2 separate regions of the Homo sapiens genome follow, and region 1 is linked to region 2. A link is a loop called in an ENCODE intact Hi-C map of the cell type or tissue named here. Cell type or tissue: breast epithelium. All regions are shown on one strand. Links, peaks and the distances in the headings refer to the core of each region. The heading gives the core; the rest is flanking DNA.

Region 1 (7,774 bases), core at 1,329-6,328, 510 kb after region 2:
TCTTCACAGAAACAGTTTACAGACCCCACCAAAGTCTAAAGACCCCTCAGGCACGGCCTCAGTCCTCTCCTGACTCACACGCTCCCTCCTAAAACAAGAAAAGCTCTCCAAGTCTTTACCAAGGCTTTGTCGATTTAAATATGTGTGTGTGTTTGTGTGTGATTTTTTAAAAATTGAATTATAAATAGATTTGAATCACCAGTTCTCATGGTTGTGGCATTTGAGATTTACCAGTGGAAGAACAGTGGAATATTGGTGCGCACATAAGTCAGCGTGGCCAGCTACAGGCGAAAAATCAGTCAGCAGAATTGTAAATGGTATTTCTGTTAACCCTTTGACTTGGTTGGAGGTACTATCACGCAAGTATCTGCTGAACTTGTTTCTCTTTGCGAAGAACGAAATGTGAGCAAAAATAGATCAAACATGCCTGTGAAATACAAATATACTTTCATCTACTGAAAGCCTAACCAAAATTTTTTTAAAAGGTTCTACTTAAACAATTAACTTTAGAATTAGATAGTTATTTAAAAAAAATAATAATAATGACTTAACCAATTGTCCTCCCTTCCTGTGGATATTAGCTAAGATTTGGTCTTTATCCACAGGAGATGTATGAGGGTCATCATTCCTTCAGGTTATGTTTTAAAACGCTTTCAATCTCCATGCTCCAAAACATCCACTTACCGTTTCCCGGTGAATTTTCCAAAAACTTAGCTCTGATCCTACCTACCAATTCCCTTGCTTTGAAATTCTTAGACCTATATGACCTGCCAAATTGATCTAATCAACATTAAGGAAGAAATGAAAACAAATTACCAAACATCCCTTTTTGTGTTAATTAATTAATATAAAAGTCATGGGGAAATGACCAGTTGTACAGCTGTATATTATTCAACATACTGCGCTATATAATTCTCTGTGTCACAGGACAGTTTTCATACTTGCCTTGAGTCCATTGGTAAATTCAGCACACTAACAAACTGATTATTCCTCCAACGGTGAAATATTTCCCCTTTGCTACCAAGAAGTGATTTGACAGAACATTCAGGTGATTCATCAGAAATAAGGCTTATGAGGTCAGTTTATGTCTTTAATTCTCAACCTATTCCAAAATATAACTGGGATCAACATTTAATGTTCATTTTCAGTGGTGCCTGTGGCTTACATAGGCAGGTAACTAATTTTGTCTTCCCCATGATGACTCTGACCCCGAGAGCACACAGAATTGTCCTGTGTCCATAGGATTCATCTCCAGCTCATAATGCAAACCAGTTCTAAGGATAAACAGTAAAGTCAAACATGTCATACTTGTTAATTTCTTCTCTTTCTTTGCAAAAAAGTTCATATGTAAAAATAAATAACCCAAATTCTGTAATATTATAGACATCCAGACGTTACCATTAAGTGAGTGGCTTGATTTATAAAAAATGAGAACATAAAATGGATAAGTAGAATTTTAGCGAGAAGGTAATCTCGAAGCATATGAGCTCATCCTGCATAGTGTGGACTTGAGGACTCGCTCCTGGGATCCTTACTGCTGTCAACCTTGGATGTTCAGGGAAGGAAACTTGTGTGCAAACAGTATCCTAGCTAGGTCAGAGGAGGTTATAGGAAAGTAATATTGATATACCCTCACTCAGCAGGAAACAAACAATTAGTTCTGTACTTTTTGGAGGTTTAATCATCTGAGACTTACTAAGGGGGCCCACCATTGACGGGAGAGCAGGAGAACTTGTATGTGATCCAGGGATGCATTGAATGGTTAATTAGGTTACAAAACTTATTCCCAAATGGAATGTGTTGAATTAACTCTGAATATCCCTAAAACTACAAAAGAAAGAAAAAAAAAGGGAAGACAGAAGACATTAATTTATATTAATTAATTTATAATAATTTATTAATTAATAATAATGAATTGACCAAGAATGGTCTAGAGAAATACAAAATCTTTGAAATCCCTGAAAGTTGCCCAATTTTATTTTCTGGCTAATCTGTTCATTTCTAAAGTCTCACTTCTGAATTCGTCATGATTTTCTTGAAAAGGAAAAAAACGCTGCCCTTGCAAAACAGATCTAGAAAGGCTTTGAAAGTCGCCGTTGCTTTAATAATCAGCTGGAGCATCAGCCTGTGCTGCTGTGGTTAATGAGCTTAAGCGCTCCTGCGGGGAGAGGGCTGGGGCATCCCAAGGTGCTACAGCATGGCCAAATGTTCCCAAGCAATTAGGAGCTGATTCAGTGTTTATCTTCCTTACAGGTGGGAAGGAAAGAATGAAAATGAAGTGGGCAGATGTAAAGAGACCGGCAAAGTTCACGTGACTGTGGATCTCAAGTACTACCGGCCAACTGAAGTGGTAAGGACTCTCTGGCCACCCAGTGCGTGGCCACATTTGGCTGGCTGGCTGGGCAAATGCGCTCATGGAATGCCTGGTGCCAGCCTTTGGAGCTGTCAGTTCAGCTCCCTGGCATCCTTCAGCGTGCATTTCCAAAATCAGAACACAGTGAATTCAATTTGAGATTATCATTCTTACCACAAACTTCATTGCTCTATAAAGGAAAACAAGAGTTAAACCCACCAAAAGAAATCATTGATTTCAGAAATGGAATCTCACATCACACGCAGATCTCCTCATGTTGGTCTCCTATTCTAATGGCTGGTCCCTGATAACCTACAGGATGCCTGACTTAACAACGCTGTCCCAGACCTGCAGGACATCTAGGTCCTCTCCAGCTATGTCTATGTCTGTGTCTGTGTACTCATACACAAGTGCATACTTGCACACTATACCATAAATGGTCTCCCCTGCTTTTTATAAGACTCAGGTCAGGGACCACCCTGTCCATGTAGCCTTTTCTGGCCGATACATCAGTACTGCTGAAATTCCTTCCCACTCCTTTCTTTGTATCCACATTATATGCTATACATAATTCTATTATAGTACCTACTATAACCCACCATAATCATTTGTTTACATGTCTTTCTCTCTTTACCAAATTGTGAACTCTTTGAGAATAGGGACTTTTAAAAAATATCTTAAGGCCAGGCACAGTGGCTCATGCCTATAATCCCAGCCCTTTGGGAGGCAGAGGCATGCAGATCACCTGAGCTCAGGAGTTCAAGACCAGCCTGACCAACATGTGAAACCCCATCTCTACTAAAAATACAAAATTAGCCGGGTGTGGTAGCGCATGCCTGTAATCCCCACTACTCGGGAGGCTGAGGCAGGAGAATCGCTTGAACCCAGGAGGCGGAGGTTGCAGTGAGCCGAGATCGCGCGCCATTGCACTCCAGCCTAGGCAACAAGAGTGAAACTCCGTCTCAAAAAAAAAAAAATCTTACACTAGACTATAACAAGGTAGGTACTTAATAAATACTGACTGATTGCTAGATGGATGGGCGAATTTCTAAATACAGAACTTCCTGTGTTACAAAATGGTTGTTAGAACATAACATCCTCCTTTCCTAAACTTATAAAGCTGCCTAGCTTGCTGTTATTGCTTTAATGAGGTCCATCCTCACTATGGAAGCAAAGCTCAACATATGAAATATACCTAAAGATAATAGAAAGCATCATCTCTAGAGAGAAACGTTCATATGTGTTACCTAGTGAACATTAACTGTGAAAATTGAATTTTTTGAAACCATTTTCCCTGTGTTCTGAACCAAATTCCTATCTGTTGTTCAACCTTGGAGAGGTTAGGAAAACCCCAGTGAAGAGAGACTGAAAGTGAATCGGTCATCATTTACCACTCTTTAAAATGTCTTGTTTCAGACAGAAGGAAAAAACTGTATTTCATGCACTCTACCACACAGGAGGAAATAAAAAGGAAAGGAAGTAACCAGTGCTTGGGAGAGGTAGGGCTGTGGAGTCGTGCATTGTCCGGGCACAGGGCGTGGCCGGGGCTCTGACACAGTGAACCATTGTTCCCGGTGCTAATGGAGAGTGGGTGTGCCTAGGAGAGGATGTGTACTGGCCCTCAGGGAGGAAGATGCCAGCCACGCTGTGCTGACATAGCAGGGACTGCCGACTGGAGCCCTGAGCTGTGCTGCCATTTGACTCTCTGGCCTGATGAGGTGCGACAGAGATGTCAATTTTCTGGAACATTGCACAGATCACATATTTATGCAAATGCTTTTCTGTATCTACAATCAAAAATGGTCATCTCAGAGAAGGAAATTTACTAAGCCAACAGAAACCTCAATTTTTACAACTTAAATGTGGCTCTTTCCCTCTCTGACACCAAAATAGTTTCAAAAGCTAGGAAGTCATTAAGAATGGCTTGTCTGTCATTCCTACTTAGACAAGGTGTGGGATTGATAAGGACACAGAACAAAAGAATTCACTGAACAGGAAAAGGACCCTCAGACTAACAAGACTGTTCTTGAATCCGCATCGACCCCCTTTCCTGCCGTGACCGACGCCGCATCCCTCCCGTTTCTTTTGTTCATTCAAGTGCTATCATCATACCTGTTCTGCAGCTCTGTTGACACTAGCATTCTTTGAGTATAAGAGTGGTGTCTGATTTCATATGCTTGCTTTATTTTTCCACCGATTTGGCTCTCTCCTGAGCTTCCCTTTACTGTCCAATTTTGAATCTTGAACTACGTTTTATCTTTCTAAGCCTCTAGGCTGCATTAATTTCATTCACTCCACTTCAACCTAATATTCCACTGGGTAAGCTTTTCCTGTATGGTGAGACTAAACTTTTAACCTCATTCCTCAGAACAACAAGTTTTCCTAAAACTTGGATCAACTTGACAGCCTCCTGTTGAATTGCCTCAGGGGTGAGAATATTCTTCCAGTTGAAAGGTAACCAGAACTGGAGACTATATTGTAAATAAGCTTTTAGTTAGGTGTGAGGTCCCAAGAGCCAATGGTCTAGAGCCATTTGGTATGAGTCCTGAAAAGCACCAAGCTTCTTTGAGGTTTGTCTACATTCAACTTAGGATACATGTGGAATTCTCTCACATCTAAACTGAATCTTTCCTTCTCAGGGACTCAGTCCATCCTGCACATGCCAAAGGCTTCTTATTCTTCTTATAGTCTGTAAAAGTGCTTTCACCGATCAGCTTAGGTCATCTGTCCCCCAAGATCTTCTGCACAGAGGGACACTCAAACCAATAACTATGTCTTCTTAGAATCATTTCGGAATGACTGATAGGAAAAAAAAATTGCCATAAAGAGGCCGAGGCGGGTGGATCACAAGATCAGGAGATCGAGACCATCCTGGCTAACACAGTGAAACCCCGTCTCTACTAAAAAAGATACAAAAAATTAGCCGGGTATGGTGGCAGGTGCCTGTAGTCCCAGCTACTCAGGAGGCTGAGGCAGGAGAATGGCGTGAACCCGGGAGGCGGAGCTTTCAGTGAGCCAAGGTCGTGCCACTGCACTCCAGCCTGGGCCACAGAGCGAGACTCCGTCTAAAAAAAAAAAAAAAATGCCATAAAGAAAATTTGAAAAAAAAAAAATAGGACACATCAGGTCTCAGAACACTGATATCCTACAGCAAGACTAAAGGGAAATAGAGCTTTATATTATGTTTTGAATAAGACTCAGAATGGTCTCAAAAATGGCCCTTTGCTCAGCAAAGGCAGGTACTAGCTTGAAAGAGGCCACCAGTGGTTCCATAGAGGGCGTAGTTCCACCTGTGCTGGTAATTTCTTTTTCCTCATTGATTTAGTGCCTCAAAACCTTCAATATCGCTTCTGTACCAGTGTGAAGTTTTCAAAGTGTTTGTTCTGGACTAAGGACTCCAGCATCCAATTAAAGCTCAATTGAGCAACATTTTTTGGTACTCTGCCTACAGGGGTTTGTTACCACAGAGAGCCTGATCCTGGAAATTAGACTTTAAATTTTCCATCACTCCTGAATTCTGGTATTTGTTGATGATAACATTAGTACTTGAGTTCTGTGCCACTTAAGACCCCTGTCTTGTGTATAATTTTCTGTACATGCATACACTGATGCACAGATTTATTGCATTGTGTGTTCATTCTTAGAGAGAAAGTGGTAATTATGCTCAAATGTGGGCCTGTTGGCCAAACTGCCTGAGTTTGAAACCTATTGATTACTAGCTGTGCGACCATAGGCAAGTTCCTTAACTTCTCAGTGCCTCTGTTCCCTCATTTTTAAAAATAAGATTAATAATAGGACTTCTTTCAAAGAATTACTGGAGAATTAACAGAGTCAGTTATGCAAAGTACTTATTAGTACAGTGTCTGGCACAGAGTAAATATCTAATATTGATGTTGTTCTTAACCATTCATTCATGCACTAAGTATTTATCAAACACTGTGCTAGACCCTAGGAGTACAATGATGAACAAAACAGATACAGTCCCCACCCTTGTGGAGATTGCAAATGTAGAAATGATAGCAGTTTGGCCGGGCGCGGTGGCTCACACCTGTAATCCCAGCATTTTGGGAGGCCGAGGCGGGCAGATCACAAGGTCAGGAGATTGAGACCTTCCTGGCTAAGATGGAGAAACCCCATCTCTACTAAAAATACTACTACTACTACTACTAATAATAATAATTAGCCAGGGAGGGTGGCGGGCACCTGTAGTCACAGCTACTGGGGAGGCTGAGGCAGGAGAATGGTGGGAACCCGGGAGGTGGAGCTTGCAGTGAGCCAAGATCACACCACTGCACTCCAGCCTGGGCGTCAAAGCAAGATTCCATCTCAAAAAAAAAAAAAAAAAAAAAAGACGTGATAGCAGTTCCTGGAGTCCAGGATCTTTGGAGAAGCAGAACGACATTGTTAGTGACTTGTGCAGACTAACCAGCCAAAAATGGATAATGAAACATACTTGAAGCTTCTAGTGAGTATTACTAAGCACGTTTTAAGATGCTCATTTTTTTATTGGTTTTCAGCCTTTCTGATCCTGTTTCTGAAAGTTCAGGGGCTACTCAGTAAGTAGTACAGAAATATTGTGTAAATATGAGAAAACTACTATTGACCTATTAATATATATAAAATAACCACAAATATGTCGTCTTCTTATGTGAGAATTTTTAACTTAAAAATTCACAAAGGAAGGATTAATGAAGTAGTCATCCTAACGTGCCAAATTTGTAACCACATCAAATGGTCAATCCACTAAAAAAGCAAAACAAAAGAAAAAAAAAGCAAAGAGATTTTTTTCAGTCAAACAAACAAAAAGTCCCTTTTTTTTCTGCAGAGCATCTTGGGAAATGGGATAAAGGGACACATTCACAGACCCAAATCAAGTATTTTTCATGAAAAGTATCTTGGCTTAAACTCTACTAGCTGATGTTTACTCCTTTTTTTCCTTGCTACACTGTTTGTCTTTAACATTCATTTTTCTTTTTCTTCCCATTGTATTTTTAATCTCCTCAGTTGTGATTGGTTTTTGTTTTATTTACTTAGATATCTGATATTTATTCCTAATCTTTATAGATATCAGGGAAAAATCATAGGTTAAAACCTAGAACTAAGAAAGCAATAACTTCAAAGAAGTCCAACAAGCTAGTTAAAACAACACCTTCCTCCCGTAAAAACATGTGGCCTGTTTCTGATCAAATTACCATATGCTTGTCGAGTTGTCCTCCCCACCCCCCGCAAACTTTTCCTAATATTTTTCTGTAAATGATGTTAAGTTAAATGGCCTATAATTGCTTGCTCTATCTCATAGCCCTGTTTAGAATAATGATATGTAACACTTTCCAGACCTCAGGAACCTGATCTGTCATCAGAGGACTTATATAAATGCCAGTCAGAGCTTCCCTCAGCTCTGTCTCTGCGTTTGGGGGTGAA
Region 2 (7,774 bases), core at 1,237-6,236:
CAGCACCAACTTAACGGTTCAAAGTCTGAGACTCAAAGCAAGTTCCTTCTAGCTATGAGCCTGTAAAACCAAAAACGAATAATTTTTTTCCAAGATACAATGGTTGTACGGTCATTGGGTAGACATTCTGTGACTGCAGCAGCCAGGATGTCGGAGCAGCATGTAGGACGTTCCAGGACTCCTTGAGGTGTGCCAGGCCAGCTGTGCCCCGGGCCTGTCTCCCCAAACCATGCTGTCCTCCTAGGTCTCTGGGCCTCTGATGGGAGAGACAGCCTCAAAGATGTCTGAGATGCCTTCAGGGTCTTTTCCCATTGTTCTGACTATTAGCACCTGGCTCCCTTTTATCCATGCCAACCTCTTTAGCAGGTGATTGCTCCCCAGCACCATTGGCTTTCTTTACTGAAAAATGCTGTTTTCTTTCACTATCACATGACCAGGTTGTAGATTTGAAAAATTTTTCTGATCTGTTTCCCTTTTCTCTACCAATTCTACAAGTAATGCACTTTGAACAGCAAATGCAACAGACTGAATTACCATCTTCCTTATGACATTGATAGTCTAGTGGTATGATGATGGTGATAGTTATAATTATGGTAGATTAAAATAATTAACAAGTACTGAGCATTTAGTTTGTGCCAGGTACCGTTCAAAGTGCATTACATTTTGTTCAAAGTATATTTGTTGAAGCAACAGAGAGCTTCTATGAGGTGGTTTTCTTTTTCTTTTCTTTTTTTTTTTTTTTTTTTGAGACAGTCTTATTCTGTTGTCCAGGCTGGAGTGCAGTGACGTGACCTCGGTTTACTGCAACCTCTACCTTCCAGGTTCAAATGATTCTCGTGCCTTAGCTGCCTGAGTAGCTGGGATTACAGGTGTTTGAATTACTGCTTAGCTCTTTCTGAACTGCACTGGCTTTGGGTAAGTCACTTATCTTTTCTGCCAGGTTGGAAGAATAATTCTTATCAAATAGGAAATAAATCTGCACATAGTAGTGGCCTTTGCCTCATTACTGGAATGGACCTTCCCTCCATAGTGTTAACAGAATAATAAAAGATTTCTTGACTTTTAGGAAAGGAAGTTGAATGTGGGAGGTATTACTATTTAGCCTTGCTTTGCATGGGGAATCTATTATCTAGAAGCAGAAAGTTCTGTAATATTTGGAATCAACCACAAGGCTATAAAGTACTGGGAGGCCAACAGATTTAATGTCCAGTGAGTCTTTCAAGACTGTGCAAAGCAGATCTGGGAGCTGGTCTTATCTTCTCATATAAGAGGATTGTAGGCAGTGACTTCCATTCTAAATCTTCCTTGCTGGGATTTGCAGTCCTGGGATAAAAGGTTTGGCATTATTGGGCTGGGCGTGGTGGCTCACACCTGTGGTCCCAGCACTTTGGGAGGCTGAGGCGGGCCTCCCAAATCTCTGGATCACGAGGTCAGGAGATCGATACCATCCTGGCTAACATAGTGAAACCCTGTCTCTACTAAAAATACAAAAAAATTAGCTGGGCATGGGGGCAGGTGCCTGTAGTCCCAGCTGCTTGGGAGGCTGAGGCAGGAGAGTGGGGTGAACCCGGGAGGCAGAGCTTGCAGTGAGCCGAGATCGTGCCACTGCACTCCAGCCTGGGCGACAGAGCAAGACTCCATTTCAAAAAAAAAAAAAAGGTCTGGCATTATTGGAAGTGAGAGAGATGTCTTGAGTACTGTCCTGCTTAATCAAAGACTGTTACATGTGATTAATTGAAAGAGCTCTGGACTGGGAATCAGAGGTTGGGTTTTGATACCAATTAATTGTATAGCCTTACATTTTTTGAGTGTTTTTCTTAACTTGTCAAGTGAAAGGGTTACCTGGTTATTCTTAGGGATCTAAGGGCTGCTCCTAGTCTACAGTAGTGTGATGTTTGGATTACATGCTGACTTATTATGTGTACAATAGAGAAATTATGCAATTATCTTTATATTTAAGCAGTGCAGTAATTTCAGTTTTAGACATAAAGCCAATTGGATTTTTTTTTTTTTTTTTTGAGACAGATCTTACTCTGTTGCCTAGGCTGGAGTGCAATGGTGGTATGATCTCACTCACTGCAACATCCGTGTCCTGGGTTCAAGTGATTCTTGTGCCTCAGCCTCCTGAGTAGCTGGGATTACAGGCGTGCGCTACCACGCCCAACTAATTTTTGTATTTTTAGTAGAGTTGGGGTTTTGCCATGTTGGCCAGGCTGGTCTTGAACTCTTGGCCTCAAGTCATCCGCCCACCTTGGCCTCCCAAAGTGCTGGGATTATAGGCGTGAGCCACCGTGCCCGGCCAGGATAGTTTTTTTTTTAAATGAAACCAATGAACTATTAATTTTACTGAATTTGAAATTAAGTTTGTAAACTAAGAAGAAATTCATATGAGTTGTATGTTGTCAGAATTTGTAAGGATAGAGTGAAAACTTGGAGCTGTCCATCTTTGTAGGACATATCAAATGAATGAAGTGACTTTTTGGTGAGGAACGATTTTTTTTTTAACTGGTACATAATAATTGTACATATTTATGGGGTATGTGTGATATTTTGGTACATGTTTGTAAAGTTCAAATCAGGGAAATTAGGATAGAGGAAGGAGTTTTAAATTCTTGGGTTTTTCTTGGGTAGAAAAATGGAGTTAATTATGCCCACATCACAAATTGATGTGTGGATTACAAATGATGATTATATTATAATAAGGCCTATCACTGTTCCTGGCATGTAGTGTTTATGAAGTGATAGTTCTTATTTATTATGAATAAGTTCTCACAGTGGGAAGGAATGAGAGAAGGATGGAGAAGTGCTTGGGAATGCAGTTAGGGGTATGTAGGATGAATGAGAATAGTAAAAGTATGAGGATAATGAGATCAAGGATGCAAATGCATTTTGGTGACAGGTTGGATGGTAATAGTATGGCCAGAAATGCAACCACTGGGAAGGAAAATCAGTTTTCTGGGGGAAGACAGTGAATTATTTTGTTCCTCTGGAGTTTGAAGTGCAGTGGTGCAATCATAGCTCGCTGCAGCTTTGAACTCCTGGGCTCAGGTGATCCTCCTGCTTCAGCCTCCCTGGTAGCTGCCACCAAGCCTGACTGATTTTTTTACTATTTTTTTTTTTTTTTTGTAGAGACAGGATCTCACCAGCTGACCAGGCTAGTCTTGAACTCCTGGCCTCAAGCAATCCTCTGGTCTTGGCCTCCCAAGTGCTGATAATACAGGTGTGAGCCACTGCACCTGGCCTCTTTGTCTTAAAAATGACTTAAAAGTGCTCAGAGGTGGCTGCTGTAGAGTGGGCAAGTCCTAAAGGTGGCCATGCTGCTGTGCTGTACCTTTAGCCAGTCTTCTTCCCTGTCTCCCAGAACTTTCTGTAGCTCTTACTTAGAAGGCATGAAAATTAACACTTTCCCTTTAGTTTCATGATTGATGTTAACCAGGCTATTCTTAGTATATTTCAGTTTTCTCCTTTCTTTCTCCTTTATTTATTTGTTGATTATTTGCATTTCCTAATGTTAAAGATACTTCCAGGCGGGGCGAGGTGGCTCATGCCTGTAATCCCAACACTTTGGGAGGCCAAGGTGGGTAGATCACCTGAGGCCAGGAGTTCAAGACTACCCTGGCCAACGTGGAGAAACCCCATCTCTACTAAAAATACAAAAATTAGCCTGGCATGGTGGTGGGCGCCTGGAATCTCAAGTACTCGGGAGGCTGAGGCAGGAGAATCGCTTGAACCCGGGAGGCAGAGCTTGCAGTGAGCCGAGATCATACCACTGTACTCCAGCCTGGGTGACAGAGCGAGACTTTGTCTCAAAAAAAAAAAAAAAAAAAAAGGTACTTCCAAACTTCCAATTTACAATTTCTCATGCTTTTCTTCCTTTCTTGAGGAATTTTGGGAATCTCACACTTCCAGAAGTAAGGTGCTCAGTTGCATTAACCATTCCTGTATAAGCTTAATACATAGGAAATGAGTGAGTAAAACATGTCTGAAAGGTAATCCTATAGGATAGAAAGCTGATTATCAGTAATGTTCTTGGCAGTGGGGCACCAATGTGCCAAACCTAGTCTTTGGCAAGCTAGTAAGCAATTTTCCTGCCAAAATCTTGTGACTTACCATAAGTAGTAACCCAATTGTTTATATAAATTTACTCATTGAAATGACTCAGCTTTCCAGGATATTATTTTGGCATTTACTTATGTAGAATTGAGTTACATAGACTTGAGGTTAGATGATTTTATATGCAGTGACGTTCTTGGCTGAAGGGTATTTACTTCATTTGTTTCAGACTGTTCATACTGTGCCTTTTAAACAATTTACCACATGTGATTCTAGGGGAATCCTTTCTCAGATCTTCATACTAAGTTCTTTTAAACTTAAGAGTGAAAAAATAAAGGTATTTACTAGGGATTTATAGAAAGTATTTCTTTATACTGACTAATTACACTTGGGAAAATGAACCACCAAAGCTTGGTTGTATTATATATATATTATGCTTGAGCATTTGGTTTGATTGTAATGTGAAATGAATTGCTTGATCATGTTTAACAAAAATATGTTCCTTAATGCTGAGTGAAAAAGCCTCTAATTGGCACTTTTAGAAATCTTTTAAAATCAAAACATGATTTTTCTATGTTTCTTAGAATGGTACTGTATTTCTATCACTTTTCACAAAAGTTAGATTTTTAGTATTGCTTTATTCGAACTATATTTTTACATCGGTTCTTTAAAAATGATGAATTGGAATTTTGCAAGTATATGCAGACACTAGTAGTATTTTTTGGTGATCAATATTGATAAACGTGTTTATTGTAGTTTACAGTGGAATCCTTCAAAATGGAAGCTTTGTTGCAAGAGACCTGCAGGACAAAATGCAAGTGTGGCATATATGCTTGTTGGAGTAAACCCAGTCAAGGAGAAAGACAGCAGAAACCCTGTTTGTCAAGAATTGTGGGAGGCCTGAGATTTTACCTTACTTGCAGGCTAACAAGTTAGCTTCTTAAAATTCCACGGATGATGGCAGAAGACACAGCACTCCTGGGTCAGCAGGCAGTATGAACTTCATGTTTGTGACAGCTCTGTTTGTATAGTATTTTCTTGCCCCTCAAAGACCATGTGGGTAACACGGTGGCTGGGTGGGTCTAGGTGGATGTTGCCCATGCAGTGGGTATGCACCACAGTTGAGAAAATCTGAGATTGGGAAACCCCAATTTTTTATAAGGGAACTAATAATCCTGCCCAGCCTTTGCTTTGAGGGAGACATTATTTTTATTATTCTGCATAGCAAACAAATCTTCCATCTGCTCCAGAGAGAAACACTATTGCTATCTTAAAATGCTATCTACAGATGTCCTGTACAGGAAAGATAGTAGCCAATAAAAGCTGTCAGTGCAATCTGCTCATAAGACATGCAGAAACTGGAGAGACCCATAGAGAACTGGCTCCCAACACCATTTGTTTGCCTTGTTCCTGAAACTTACCAGATTGGCAACACAGACCAGTTTTCCTCTTTTTTTTTTTTTCTTATTTTTTTTATTTTTTTTTATTTTCCAGAAAGGGTCTTGCTCAGGCTGGAGTGCAGCAGTGCAAACACAGATCACTGGAGCCTCAACCTCCTGGGCTCAAGCGATCCTTTGGCCTCAGCCTCCCGAGAAGCTGGGATCACAGATGTGCACCACTATGCCTGGCTAATTTTTGTATTTTTTTTTTTTGTTAAGATGGGGTCTTGCCGTGCTGCTCAGGCTGGTTTCAAACTCCTTGGCTCAAGCAATTCTACCATCTCAACCTCTCCAAGTGCTGGTATTGCAGGTGTCAGCCACTGTGCCTGGCCCCAGTTTTCCTCTTATGTCTCCATGCAGACTATGGGGAGCTCCAGCTTTGCATTTGTTTTCTTTTTGCTTGAAGAACAAAATGATAAGACCTGGATTTGGGTGCTTAGTATGGAATGAATTAGGCATTGTCCCTGGGGGAGGCATTTTATATTTCCCTGTATGTATAGGCATGGGAAGTATAGTAGGTTTGATTTTGTTGGAATGTTTAGTAAGTTTAATCTGATAGATTAGTCTCAGTTGGCCTGAAGAAGTCTAGCTCAGAAGGACATTTTTCCAGCCCTGAAGAAGAATATGCCTGCTTCCCCATCACCCCTAAGGGGATGATTCTAACTCTGTTGGCTGTGGCACCTTTGTGTACACGTATCATCACTTGTTTTTTTGTTTTTTTGTTTTTTTTGAGATGGAGTTTTGCTCTTGTTGCCCAGGCTGGAGTGCAATGGCATAATCTTGGTTCACAGCAACCTCCACCTCCCAGGTTCAAGCGATTCTCCTGCCTCAGCCTCCAGAGTACCTGGGATTACAGGCATGTGCCACCACGCCCGGCTAATTTTCTATTTTTAGTAGAGACGGGGTTTCTCCATGTTGGTCAGGCTGGTCTCGAACTCCAGACCTCAGGTGATCCGCCCACCTTGGCCTCCCAGAGTGCTGGGATTACAGGTCCTCACTTGTTTTTAATTTACTCACTGAGTGACCGTAAACTTCTTGCATTAATTTCAATGCTTTCTCTTTTTTTGCTTTAAAATTGTACCTGATGTAAACTCTCATACCTTCATTTAGAGATTACTCCTATCATTTTTGAGAATGTTTCTCTGGTGTCTACCATATGCTAATAGGGCCTGCCCTCGAGGTCAGAAAATTTATGTCTTTTCAAATCTTGTAAGTTTGCTAGGATTTTATTTTTTTTATTTTTTTTGATACGGAGTTTCGCTCTTATTGCCCAGGCTGGAGTGCAGTGGTGCGATTTTGGCTCACTGCAACCTCCGCCTCCTGGGTTCAAGTGATTCTCCTGCTTCAGCCTCCTGAGTAGCTGGGATTACAGGCACCCGCTACCATGCCCAGCTAATTTTTTGTATTTTTAGTAGAGATGGGGTTTCACCACGTTGACCAGGCTGGTCTCGAACTCCCGGCCTCAGGTGATCTGCCTGCCTCGGCCTCCCAGTAGGATCTTGTTTTGATTTTCATGAATTTTGATGTTATCATTGAAATATCTAGAAATCTGCATATTTTATTTAAGAGAGTCTGCTTTTTGTACACAAGGAATGCTTGTTCTTGGTGAAGCCTCAGGTATGATGGATAGGAAGGAATAAGAAAGCTGTTTGAGAGGAGAATAAAAGGACTTAGCTACTGATTGGATTGTTGGATTGGGAAAGTCAGGAGAAGTAAGGGTTTTTGTTTTGTTTGTTGTCTTTATTTTTATGGTTGATACCAATGACATTCAGTTTGTGTAAATCCATGAGGACAAGACTGTATTTTACTGCTGTATCCCTAGTGCAGTGTCTGAAATATGGTGGGCTCTCAATAGATATTTATTGAATGACATCTGGAGTTCATACTTCCTCAGAAATCCTGGAGGAAATACACTGCATATAAGAAGGAATGGGAATGTAGATGTGCAGTGTATCATACTTTAGAGCAGGATCGACAAACTGTATCCCCTGGACCAAGTCCAGCTGCCTCCTGTTTTTGTTTTTGTTTTTCGAGATGGAGTCTCCCTCTGTTGTCCAGGCTGGAGTGCAGTGGCGCGATCACTGCCCACTGCAACTTCGGCGCCCCCCACCGGGATCAAGAGAGTCTCATCCCTCAGCCTCCTGAGTAGCTGGGACTACAGGTGCCTGCCACCATGCTTGGCTAATTTTTGTATTTTTAGTAGAATTGGGGTTTCTCCATGTTGGCCAGGCTGGTCTAGAACTCCTGACCTCAAGTGATCTGCCCACCTCAGCCTCTCAAAG

Evidence for each region. A loop is a pair of places that touch in the nucleus more often than their neighbours do. Peaks named below come from ENCODE experiments on the same cell type or tissue, not always from the same donor. Only the 100,000 strongest peaks of a DNase experiment are listed, where the experiment ranks them.
Region 1: it touches region 2 in a loop (12-fold over the local background); 1 of 110 quality-filtered maps calls a loop at or near these places.

The regions. Positions count from the first base shown.
Region 1 is chr6:1,720,992-1,728,765 of GRCh38, reverse strand. It overlaps GMDS (GDP-mannose 4,6-dehydratase), which reads left to right. Exons shown (of 11, transcript NM_001500.4): 9 at 2,254-2,350. Among named protein-coding and RNA genes, the nearest start is that of FOXC1, 110 kb to the right of the region's middle. In breast epithelium, for the core only: no CTCF peak of the experiment used is centred there; a DNase peak (open chromatin) is centred at 3,935; H3K27ac peaks cover 1,066 bases.
Region 2 is chr6:2,233,574-2,241,347 of GRCh38, reverse strand. The region is part of intron 1 of GMDS (GDP-mannose 4,6-dehydratase); the gene reads left to right. LOC107986512 (a long non-coding RNA gene) reads right to left here. Exons shown (of 2, transcript XR_007059405.1): 2 at 7,037-7,774. Among named protein-coding and RNA genes, the nearest start is that of GMDS, 8.1 kb to the left of the region's middle. In breast epithelium, for the core only: no CTCF peak of the experiment used is centred there; no DNase peak of the experiment used is centred there.